Regions from separate parts of the Mus musculus genome. Here region 1 is linked to region 2. Evidence: chromatin contacts called from ENCODE POLR2A ChIA-PET data. All regions are on one chromosome and are shown on one strand. Each heading gives the region's core, a stretch centred on a gene start or an enhancer-like site at or near the end of the contact. The rest is flanking DNA. Distances are from core to core; before and after follow the strand shown. Region 1 holds the start of Coq9 (coenzyme Q9). Region 2 holds the start of Cx3cl1 (chemokine (C-X3-C motif) ligand 1).

Region 1 (6,599 bases), core at 3,352-5,851, 66 kb before region 2:
CAACAACAAAATACACACACAAAAAAAACCCCCACAAGTGCTAAATAACAAGACCCTATCAGAAAGAAAAAAGGGAAGAGGAGAAGAGGGGAGGGGAGGAAAAGGAGAGGGAGGGAATAAGGAAGGGAAGGAAGGAAGGAGAAGAAGACATCTGTGTGAAGGCAGGAGAGGACGGTGAGGAAAGAGGTACACTCTGAAGCATTCGAGGTTGCCAGGAGCAGGCAGATGTGGACACTAGTGCAGACCTGGGGGGTGGACGGGAAAACTCGGGCCCCTGTGTCTCAGAATGCTGCTGAGAAGAAGAGTGGGGAGGCTGCTGCTTCTGCTCTTCTGAAGACCGGAACCCCACGGCAGTGTGGAAGGCACGTGGCACCAGAGCTGGTCGGCAGCGGGCCACTGAAACAGAAACAAGACTGTTGGTTATGAAGGTTCACCATGGAAGACCCTCTGAGACTCAGAGTGGTGATGCAGAGTTAATGCGCAGCAGGGATGCCCCTGCAGCCACTCACTCCAGTGCTGAGTGCCCCATAGACATCTTGAGTCAAACAGGAGCCTTGAGGCATGTAATGCAGTTAGCACAAGACCTGGCTGTCCTCCTGATCTGTTCCAACCATTGGTCACCTATATGGCCTGTATAAAGCATTTCCCTCAATATGCAGATTAAAATATTTGTCTTAATTATTACTGTGTGCATGGAGATTTATTCCATGTTTGGAGCTCAGAGGACACCTTTGTGGAGTTGGTTCTCTCTTTCTACCCTTACACACTTTCTGGCAATGGAGCTCAGGTACCTAAGTTTGTGTCAAGCACCTTCACCCACTGAACCATATTGCTGGCCCCTTAATATGCAGCTTAAACACCCCACAAATTGAGAGTATTAATCTCTACTTGTTCAATAACAATGTTGTTATGGTACCAAAATGTGAACATAACAGTGCCTGCCTTCAAAGTGTTTACATGGCCTTTCTTTTCTTCCCTTTCCATGTTTGTGTGTATTGTGTACATATGCATGTTTGCATGTATGTGGGTGGGTGAGCATGCACAGGTAGGTGGAAGTTTGAAGTCAACTTTGGGAATCACCCCCAAAGCATCTGTTCTCCACTTTATTCACTAAGGTAGGCTCTCTCAATCAAACCCAGAGCGGATGGCTAATCTTATACTAGCCAGCCTGCACTAGAGATCCCTAGATTCCACCTTTGGAGACTCCTTCCTTCCCTTCCCTTCCCCTTCCCCTTCCTTCCTTCCTTCCTTCCTTCCTTTCCTTGGTCAAGGTCTCACTATGTAGTCCTGGCTGGCCTCAAACTTCCAGAAATCTGCGTCTCTGCCTCCTGAGTGCTGGGATCAAAGGCATGCACCATCACATGCTGCATCCTATGAGGGTTCTCAGGACCAGAACTCTGGTTCTCACACTCAAGCATTTTACCCTTGAGCCATCTCCCCAGCCCCTGCAGCCTCACGACCTTAGGAAATACCAGTAGTGTTTGAAACTACTTGTTTTCTTTCCCAGCATTTTTAAAAAACATTTTATTTATCTATCTATCGATTTATTTATTTATTATATGTGATGAGTACACTGTAGCTGTCTTCAGATTTACCAGAAGAGGGCATCAGATCCCATTACAGATGGTTGTGAGCCACCATGTGGTTGCTGGAAATTGAACTCAGGACTTCTAGAAGAGCACTCAGTGCTCTTAATCTTGGAACCATCTCTCCATTCCCCTTTCCCAACATCTTAACATCAACATCTGCAAACATGTAGACAAGTTGAAGGAGCTGTGAACATTTGCATATCCTTCTAGCTGCTGCACACTTATCATGTGCTCACTAACCACTTTACTCTCATACTTATTGCAGATCTCAGGAATCCTCAGCGCCAACATTTCAGCCCATGTAACAGTTTACTGTTCCTTTAGGGACTGTTTATATAAGATGAAATATACACATCTTAAACACAGTCCTGTTCGCAATGCAGACACATACACTTGTAGAACTCGAATCCTATGTAGGCAGACATGACCATCACCCAGAAAATCTCCCCCCCACCCCCAGCTTTCAGTCAGTCCTCATTCTTCTGATCTGAAACTCACACTCTGGGTGAGTTTTTGCTCGTCTTCAGATTTCTCTAAAGTTTCTTTTGTTTCATATATTTTACTTATTTATTTATTTGGTTATTTGGTTTTTCAAGACAGGTTTTTCTCTGTGTAGCTCTGGCTGTTCTGAAACTCACTCTGTAGATATGGTTGGCCTCGAACTCAGAGTTCTGCCTGCCTCTGCCTCCTGAATGCTGGGGTTAAAGGCTTTTTAAAGGCATGTCCCACCACTGTCTGGCTAAGTTTTAAAGATTTGTTCATGTGTATGAGTGTTTCACCTGCATGTATGTATGTGTACATGTCTGCCTGATGCCCACAAAGATGAGAAGAGGGGGCTAGGAACTGAACCCAGGGCAGCTGCAAAAACAGTGAGTGCTCTTAATGAGCCATTTCTCAAGCCCTGCTTAGTATACATTCTAGATTTATGTGTATGGGTGTTTTGCCTGTATGCATGTCTGTGCTACATATGCATGCTTTGTGTTCATGGAGGCTAGAGGGGCTGCTGGATCCATGTGTCTGGCAGGAACTAAAGTTGGGTCCTCTGGAAGAATAGCCAGTGCACTTAACAACTGAGCCATCTCTCCAGACCATTATTTAGCTTTTAATTATGTATATTGTGTCAATCTGTGTGGGGGTAGGAAGAAGGCATCAGATTCCCTGGTGCTGGAGTTAAGGTAGTTGTGAGCAGCCCAACGTGTGTGCCGGGAAGCCAACTTAGCATCCTCTGCAACAGCAGGATGCACTCTTAACTGCAGAGCCTCTCCCTCTCCTCCTAATTAGTGTATTTTACAAGAACAGTATAGGTAACTCATAGTCTGTGACAACAGTTAGAAATGTTTTGAATGTTTTATAAATCTCTGAAAAGCCATTTTCCTGGATCTGTCTCACTTTCTTTTGAGTGCCTGTCTTTTTTCCACAACCACTGTGCTCAAGCCTACATGAACATCTTTGTTAAACTTCATCTGCTTTAAACACAAACACACACACACAAATCAAAAGGCCAGCCCGTATTATTTTGAGACATAGACTTCCTATATAACTCAGGCTGAGGCAGGACTAACAAGTTTTTAAAAAAGAAAAAAGAAAAGGAATAAAAAAGAAAAGCATGATGACACACTCTTTTAAGAGCACTCAGGGGGCTGGTGAGATGGCTCAGGGGGTAAGAGCACCCGACTGCTCTTCCAAAGGTCCGAAGTTCAAATCCCAGCAACCACATGGTGGCTCACAACCACCTGTAACAGAGATCTGATGCCCTCTTCTGGTGCGTCTGAAGACAGCTACAGTGTACTTACATATAATAAATAAATAAACCAAAAAAAAAAAAAAAAAAAAAAGTAAACTCTGATTAAAAAAAAAAAAAAAAGAAAGAAAACACTCAGGAGGCAGGACCAGGCCAATCTCTCTAAGTTCCAGGTCAGTCTGGTCTATATTACAGTGAGTTCCAGGTCAGCCAGAAATATAGAGTGAGACTTTATCTCAAATACTTCAGAAAGGGGACGGTTACTTCGGAGATACCTGTTGTAAACTGCTTGCATAACATTGAAAAAAAGATGAATGTTTGGGCTTTAAGGGCCCACCTAATATAAAGTTGTCGGGAATACAGTTGAACTTTTTGTGGACACAATTTCATGGGTAAATACCCTATGACTGGATTTGTTGGCTCACATTGCATTATTTTTGTTAAACATATTTCGTCTGAAACTCTAGCTAAAAATGCCACAAAGGAAGTCATTGAAAATAATAAGGAAAGAAACACAGAACAGCATGCTTAACAACATCAGCATTTGCTATAGGCCCAGAAAATTTGAAGTGAGGAGCCCCCAAAGTATGGTTGCGAGATCTCTGCGGTTCATGGAGATTTTAGTTGCATATTTTTTGTCACTGTGTCAGTGCAGAAAGATTCTATATACGGACAGCGATTTTTGCTTTTCCACTTAATGACAATGTACAAAGTTTCTAAAAGTAAATGTCTACTATTACTGTGGAGATAAAAATACGGGGCATATGGCAGCAAATGACGAATGTCACCAGCTTAGTGACGTGGTGTGGCAATAACTGACTCTGTGGCTGTTCGGTCGGTTTCTCCAGCGAGGCTGGCACAGCGCCTACGGCGACGGAGAACGCTTTGGAACGGACGAGCTCTGTGACCTTGGGCACACCGAGCCCTCTCTGAAGCTCCATTACCTCTGGGGAACCGGGGTGACAGGACTGCCCCGCGGCTTTTGCCCCCTCACAGCTCAAAGTCCGGCGACTGAAACCCTTAAGTGGCTTTTTCCAGCTCGCGACTCCAGCGGCTCCACGCCGATGCCCTTTACCTTGCTAGCCCCGACCAGAGCCTCTATCATCCCACGCCAAGCCCAGATCCGCCCTGCGCCTTCTTCCCGTTTTTCCCCCTCGCGCCCCGGCTCGGCTGGCTGTCACCTCACCGGGCAGGCACCGCAGCTGCAGGAGCCTCCAGCCCAAGCGGCCGAGGACACCAGACACGGCTGCTGTCGCCGCCATCTTGGAAGTGGGCACGCACGCACGCTGAGGGCGGCGACGCGCCGGGCAGCGTCACGCGTCAGTGGGGCCGCGTCCGCTCACTAGGACTCAGGTGTTGTGCGGCGTCTTCTCGCGAGAGACCAGGACGAGAAGCCGGCGTCCGCGGAGCGGGTTTTCAGGCTACGAGGAAGGTGAGGACGCTCGGGGTCGCTCGAGCATCTGAGCGGGCTTAACGGCCCTCCTAGGGGCCACTCTGGTCTCCCGTGCTCTCGCTTCGGCTTCTGGCGCCGTCATTGTCACCCCTTGGGGAAGCCGGGGTGAGGGGCCGCGGCGGCCGGGGCCCTGCACGCGGCGTGCTGGACGCCGGGGCTCGTCCGCCGCCTTTTTCCGCGTGGAAACCCGGAGCTGGCATCGGGACCGTCAGTTTACTCCTAGCCATCGGTGGTGACCTTGAGTCTCCTCCAGGGCACTTGGCGGAAAGCACCAAAGGTGGGGAGAACCTGGAGCCACAGGTTGTCCATTCGAGCCCGGCATTTATGTCCTAGGATGCTTGTTTATAGAAGGAGCCACCCAGGCTTTTGTCCTGGAGAGTTGCCCCTGTGCCGGGGTGTGGTCCCTAGCGATCACTAGCCATTTGCAAGGTCGGGAGAAGTTCGCTTCTCGGTGCCTGAGTCCAAGCTGCGGGTCTTCAGAGTAGAGCGGACTGCCTCGCTTGCTCTACCAGGGAAGTCTTGATGTTTGCTAGAAGTAAACGGTGTATGTTTAGTGTCATGGTCATGGGGTGGGGGAACATGTATGTATAGGTGCATACGCATGTGTGTGGAGGCCAGAGGACAACTTGGTGTTTCATCAAACTGTGGCCACCTTCTTTGTGACAGGGCCTCTAGTTGGCCTGAAGCGTACCAGTTAAGGCTGGATAACAAACTTTGCCACACGAGCTTTTGAAATATATATACACACACATACATATATACTTATATGTATGTACACATATATGTGTATGTATATATATGTATGTGTATGCATGTATACACACATATATAAAGATTCTGTGTGTGTTGGGGAGGAGTGTCTGCTTCCACTTTGAGTTCTGAGGGTTAAACTCAGGTTGTCAGGCTTTGTAGCAAGCACCCCTAACCCACTGAATCATCTTGGTAGCCCACACCCAAGGTTTTCTATGTGGGTTCTGGGGCTCAAACTCCTTATGCTTGCAAAGCACAGCCTCGCCCTTCCCAGAGCCCTGATAATGAATGGCTTTTGAGAGAAGAGTTTCACCGAGGAGCGTAAACTGTCCTCAGAACTCCTTCACCAGTCTCCCGAGAGAGCTAGGGTTACACGAAGGCTCCGACATTCTTGGCTATTGGTTGGTGTTTGTTTCGCTTTGTGGTATTGAAGAGTGGACCCAGGTCATGCTAGGTTAAGCACATACCACTGAACTGTGACCCTATCCCTAATCAGCTGGACCTGCTACCACTGAGTCACCCCCAGCCTCTCTGCCACCTTAAATGGGACCCAAGCCTAAGATTATGGTTCTTAGGTGCCTTAAAGATAAATAAACCCACCTCCAGAAGTTACTCCCAGAGGAGAGGCACTGCTCTTACTGCCTGCTGGTAACTTAGCAGACCAGCCTCAAACTCCCAGAGATCTGCCTACCTTTGTCTGGAGAGTACTAGTATTAAAAGCAAATGCATATTCACCCGGTATTAACATTTTTAAAAAGCCATGGGTTGATGGTGTCAGTTGGAGGAGCGTCTAACAAACAAGGTCAGTTATGTGACAGTTATGTGACATTGACTTCTACTTCACCTCTTTAGTTGTGAAACAGCCCTGAGTCACAGCTCCTAAGTATGCTGGCTTAGGCACTGGAATTTTTTTTCTTTTTTAATTTTGTAATTATATTTAGGTACAGAAAATTTAGTGTACATTTAATCCAATTTAGTGGCGAGTTCTTTAGCTTTTGCTTTTTCCAGCTTGGCAATGCGAGCCACAGACTCAGGACCCAGGACGTTGCCTCCCCAGTGGCAACGG
Region 2 (6,030 bases), core at 2,275-4,774:
CAGCAAAAACTCATAAAAGAAGTAATATTTCAGTCTACTTGTCTTCCTTTACATATATCCGCCTGCCCACCCTTCCATATATGTACCCATTGATTTATCCATTCATCCATCTGGCCATCCATCCATCCACCCAGCTTTCTATCCTCCTACTTACCTCCTTTCTCCTAGCTCCCTTCTTGTTCCTACTCATCCTCCCCCATCCATCTACCCACCCTATCCTACTCACCCACCTGTCCGTCTGTCACCCTTTCAGTCTCATCCACCCATCAATTTCTTTTCACTCACTGCCTGTAACTAATCCACTCACCAGTCATCCATGCATGCATGCATGCATTCATCCATGCACCCACCCACCCATCCATCCACACATCCATCCATGCATCCATCTATCCATCCATCCATCCATGCATGCATGCATGCATCCACCCACCCATCCATCCATGTATCCATCCATGAATCCATTCATTCATGTATCCATCCATCCATTCATCCATCCACACATCCATCCATCCATCCATCCATCCATCCATCCATCCATCCATCCATTTCTTAAGTCAGCCAGCACTGGCTTGAATGGGAGTTGGGGTGAAAATGGGGCCTGTCTCAGCCTTCAGAAGGGTCCTGGATCTATGGGCAGGTTAGATACGAATGATGATGAGGAGGAGGGTTGAGCACCTACTGTGTTTCAGATCCTGTGTTCAGCACACACACATCTGCTCAATAAGAGCAGTAATAAGTAAGAGAACTAATAAAACTCCCAATCTCTGCATAGTGCACATTGCTATCTTCTTCTTACAGATGGATGCAGAAGCTGAAGATCAGAGGGTTCAGCTGCTTGCCACTGTAAGCACAGTCTACTGCTTGTGGCAGAGCAGGTTTTTCCTAAACACTACAGTTGCATAATCCTGGCAAAGCCTCACATTCTGGCCATTCACAAACACCCTAGGATTTACAGGAATGAGAGATAGCTTTCAAATGTGAGGAGTAATCAGGGGAGGCTTCCTGGGAGAAGCATGCTTCCGGTTGTCCCTTAAGGACTGCTAAGACACACTGGGTGGGCCCTGGGGCAGCTTTTCTCAATGGCCATACTGTTCTCATTTTGGACCTGCTCATTTTTTGTTGTGGGGGCTGACACTGTGCATTCTACACCAGGAGCTGAAAATATTGGGACATTTGTAATAATAATAATAATAATAAATTTGGAAATTGCCAAATATCCCCTGGGAGGACCATCATCCTATAGGGAGCTCATTCATTTCCCAACCTTCTTCCCACAGATAATGTCAACATCATGTAGGCATAGAACAGCACATTTCCCATAGGCCCCTCTCAGGAGGCTGAGGCAGGAGGAGAGCTACATGGAAAGACCCTGCCTCAAAAACAAAACATAAACCAAGCAAACAACACAAGTTAAGCCACCCCTCCCTTCCTGTGCTTTTTCCTTCTAACAGACCAAATGGCTTACTGGTTTATTTTTGTGTATTGCAGCCAAATTTCAGCACCCTGAGAGCTGGGCCCCGTGGGCCCTTTATTCCCTGCTGTGGTCTTAGCAACCAGAAATGCGCTTGTCGCACAGCAGGTGTCCAGTTTGCCAACCAAATGAATGGATGAGATGCATGCAGAGGTGCTTAATGGCATATAAAACCTCGACCAACAGAGAAGTGTGTGTGTGTGTGTGGGGGGGGAGCTTCTAATTAAATCCATAGGGCCCTCGATCTGACTGACACTGGAGCTGTCCGCCTCTGCCCCCCTCCACCCCCACTGAGGATGGGGGAAGCAGGCTGGAACAGCTGAAAGCAGATATATTTTTTTTCTTTCTTTTTCTCTTTCTTGCTGAGACTTGAGTGGGAGTGAATGCGTCAGTGCTGGAGAGCAGCCTTCCCTGCTCCAACTTGCATTTGCAGGTTTGTTACATAAAGCGCTGAGCGCTCGCTCGCTCGCCTGACACAGCCCTGCAGACCCACATTTGGGGACTGACGCAGATGCCCTGCACCAGCCTGCAGCATCCCTAAAGCCTGAGACACCCCCCCCCCCTTGCTGAGGGAGCTCTAGGGTGAACCCAGCTGAATACCTCATTCAAGGGGAGAAGAAACTGAGGTTCACTGGGGTTGAGTCATCCATCCTCACTGTGTCCTGGCAAAGCCAGCAACCACGATTAGGGTCCTCAGGCATCAGACATTCTGGGTTTTCTTTTCAACCTTGCCTAGGATTTCCCTATAAGCTTAGGAAAGTGATAGCTACCACCATGACCACATGCACTTTCCAAAATGCCTCCCTAGACACTGGAGTTTTCTCACCGGTAAGGCGTGAATGCTACAGCAGTTGGGACCAGAGAAGTCAAGACCCTGCTCCATTGACACACAGGGAGGTGATGGCAAAGCAACCTCCATCTGATTCCTACTTCCCCGTGCGCACTGTCTACAAATATCTCAGGCTTGAGGGCCAGAGCTCAGACAGCAGAAAGGCAGGCACAATTTTATCCCACCACCCCCACTCCCACCCACTCACCCACCCAGCTCCCTGTGGCACTGGTGATTTAGTTCCATGGAGATATCCTTGATGCTGGGGGTTGGCTCTCATTTTTTTCCAGTTTCACAGTGCGCCCTAAGGCAGAGTGCCACCTTCTCTGAGCGACAACCTGCTAATTTAGCCTGGCTAAATAGCCTCGGCCCTCCCTGAGGATGGAGCTCTAGAGGTTAAAGGAGGTGGAATGGTCAAAAGAGAAGGTGGGCAAGGCTGTTGGTCTCTCCTTCCTTAAGTCCCTGGGCATCACTCTCTCCTGCCCTGCATACTGGCTGAGCATCCTCAAACAGATCTCTAGCTCTAGCTCTCCATCTTTCCTATGTCCCTAGGAATGTCTACACCTTGTACTACCAGGTAGTGGACTCCAGGAAGCAAGTCCGTAGAGACAAAATATTTTCTAAGCTGGGTTTGGAGAAAGTGGCAAGGATGATGGGGGAGACACAGGCAGAGAGACGACAAGCTGCACGCCAGTACTAGAGACAAGCTCCATCCCCATGAGCTGCAGTGACCTTGACCTTAACTATTTCTGGGGGCCTGGAGCGACAGGGCAGGGGAAAGTCCTACCTAGTCCCTGGCCCCGGGCCAGAGCTTATACAGGTTATAGTTAACCTCAGTAGGAAGAACCACCTCTTGTCCGTCAGCCAGGAGCCTGCTCAGGTTTCCCTCAGCCCTCGCTCTCCTCCCCACACAGCTTCTGTCTCCCACAGACACCTCCGAGGTGTCTCCCCGACTCCCACCCCAGAAGCCACTGGGATGGCTGGGACTCGCGGGGGCCTATTTTCCCCAGGGAGATGCAGTCTGCATACCCTTCCTTTCTCCCCGAGGTAGGGTCCGGGACCCACTCACCCGGCAGCAGAGTACACAAATGGAAGAACGCGGCCAGGCGCAGCAGCCACGCGAGCGGCGAGGGAGCCATGGCTGGAGTGCAGGAATTCGGCGGGCCAGGAGGCTGGGCCGTGTCGCAGCTCCTAGTAGTCACTCGCGGCTGGTCTCGGTTGCTTTTTATAATGGGCTGGCAGCCTCCGCCCCCGGCGCCCGCAGTAGGAGGCGGTGGGAGGGGAGAGGAAGAGCCTGTAGCTGCGGCTGGATTCCTCCCAGGTTGCCAGGGAACCAGTTGCAATCCTGCGCTGGGCTCCGCTGCGGGAGCGGCGCGATGGGAACCTGGTGGGTTAGCAGGGTTACCTTCCCTGGAGAACCTAGGTCTTGTCTAAGCCGGACACTGAGCCAGGGACATGCAGAGCGCTGGTCCCCGCCAGGCCGGATCTGCCAAGCTCTTTCTTGATCTGGGGGCAGATGGGGTCTTTCGCCCATGCGATGCAGAACCCCCAGCAATCACCCCTTAAAATCCCCAGATACATTTCAGCCTATGCATCTGCTGGACTCAACACCGAACCTGGCAAGCAGTTTCCTGAAACATAGATCCAGTCCTGCCTTCTATGGACAGGTGGGGAAACTGAGACCCAGAGAAGGGAGAGACCATTCCAAATCACACAGAGCTTCACTCGATAAACTTATCAAGACCACGGAGGAGAAGACTGCAGAGCCAGGGCTGCTGAGGACATGGACATGGAGGGAACATGGGCCTCCTGGCCTCCTTAGCTGTTGTGTAGCCCCTCTAGCCTTTGCTCTATCCAGGGCTGGCTGTGCCTTCTGCTAGCTCCCGAAACAGCACAGCCACGAACTTGTCTTCGGAGCTAAGGGTCTCTTGGCTCCTCTTGGACCCTAATGCAGAGCCTTAGAGAGGTCCTGCCTCCTTCCAGGGTAGCTCTGCCACTGTAGAGTCTGGCTAACCCAGCTTCTGGCTCGGATCTTCCAGAAGCTTTCTCCATGAGACCAGGCAAGACCTAGCAGCAAAGCTTGGGTACTGCACACAACCTGACTTCCCGGAAGACAGGGAGTACAATCCTGGGAGTCTAGAAAAGTCAGAGCCTCCCCAGCCTCGGGCTGGGAGTGAATTGCGCTACTCTTTTTGGGCTGCCAGCCAGAAGGAAAAACCAGTTTGTGTAGAAAACTGTCCTAGGCTAAGGTGCCAGTTGGACCATAGCCAGCCTGGTCCAGACTGCAGAGGCTGCAGCTGCCGCCCCCGAAGACCTCGTGCTCTCTCCTGCTATACATTGTAGCAGGGCTAGCACCTGGTGTGGGTACTGATAGTGTTGAGGGTGGCTGTCCTGGCAGGGATCAATATCCACTGAGGCCCAGAGAACCTGCCCTCAGCTGGCCAGATAAGAAGCCAGGAAGCCTCATTTTACAGCTGGAGAGACTTAATAAGAAGTGATAAAAATGGAGGGCTGGGCCAGGTAGGGTACCTCATGTTTGTAATTGCAGCACTGAAGAGGTGGAGGAAGGATCGTCTAAAGTTCAAGTCTAGCCTGGGCTACATAGTGACTTCCAGCCTGGCTAGAACAAAAACAAAAACAAAAACTCCAAACCAAACAGGGAAATAAAACCCAGAAGTCTAGGTTTCTTTGTGCCTGTGCAGCAGATAGGATAAGAAGGAGGGGCGGGGGGGGGACCAGAGGAAAAGGGAGAGAGAAGAGAGAGAAGACAGGGGTAGGTAGGGGAATCCAAGGAGGATTATGGGAAATCAACACTTACATATTTAAAGGGAAAGGATCTGGGAATGGAGACTTGGAATCCCTGACTGGAGGGTGAGCTCCAGAGTAGAATTTGGAGGGCAGGGAGATGGTTTGCAGGATGCAAGCCTGGCTCCAGAGTTATTGTGAAATGTTTGGATTCTGTAAAATTAGGAAGGAGGCACTAAATTAACTCTGATCCAGGCACTCTCTAATAACGTTTCCCATGGTGCTGGGGACATAGCTCAGCTGTACAGCACTCACCTGGCATGCCAAAAGCCTGGTGTCTATCCCCAACTAAACAAAACTTAATGGAGTTCCATGTTTAACACACATAGTCATGATAACACACCCAGGCTATAAGGCTAACATCCATCACTGTGGTGGGCTGCTTTATGGATGGAGTAGCTGAAGATAACCAGGGAGGAAGTCAAGAAGGATGGGATGACCAACTAGCTGTCTCTTGGGTCTGAGTCACCACCCACTGGCAAGGAACCATTTGATAAGCAAGTGTCTGAACTGAGAAGGTAAAAACAGCTTTACCCGAACTTGCTCAGCTCCAGGGGCAGTCCGTGCTCCCTCTAGACCCAGCTTCAGCTCCAGGAGCATTCCGTGCTCCCTCCAGACCTAGCTTCAGCTCCAGGGGGCAGTCTGTGCTCCCTCCAGAACCAGCTTCTCATCTACAGATGGTTGGTCCCACCCATCTCATCCAGGTTTCAAGGAGTGACTGTTGAGATGCAGTTTGGACACAGTAGCCAGGCTTTCAGGCCCATTGACCCAATTCAAGCTCAACTCTGCCCTTCCTAAAGGTCCCACTTGGGCAGGTTACTAATGCTCTATGTACTGCAGTGTTTCTGTCTGTAGTATGCTGAGGTGGTTTGAAATTTTCTGTTTTGGTTTGGTTTTTTGGTTTTTTGAGATAGGGTTTCTCTGT

The links. ChIA-PET counts read pairs that join two places held with the same protein, here RNA polymerase II (POLR2A).
Region 1: POLR2A ChIA-PET joins it to region 2 with 12 read pairs in Patski. The contact joins the promoter of Coq9 here to the promoter of Cx3cl1 in region 2. POLR2A ChIA-PET finds 5 or more read pairs at or near these places in 3 of 5 experiments (Patski and embryonic stem cell).

The regions. Positions count from the first base shown.
Region 1 is chr8:94,836,415-94,843,013 of GRCm38, reverse strand. Coq9 (coenzyme Q9) reads right to left here and starts at 4,601. Exons shown (of 9, transcript NM_026452.3): 1 at 4,517-4,601; 2 at 246-396. The coding sequence starts at 4,592. Ciapin1 (cytokine induced apoptosis inhibitor 1) reads left to right here and starts at 4,674. Exons shown (of 9, transcript NM_134141.4): 1 at 4,674-4,762. It also overlaps the pseudogene Gm7418.
Region 2 is chr8:94,769,674-94,775,703 of GRCm38, reverse strand. Cx3cl1 (chemokine (C-X3-C motif) ligand 1) reads right to left here and starts at 3,524. Exons shown (of 3, transcript NM_009142.3): 1 at 3,370-3,524. The coding sequence starts at 3,439.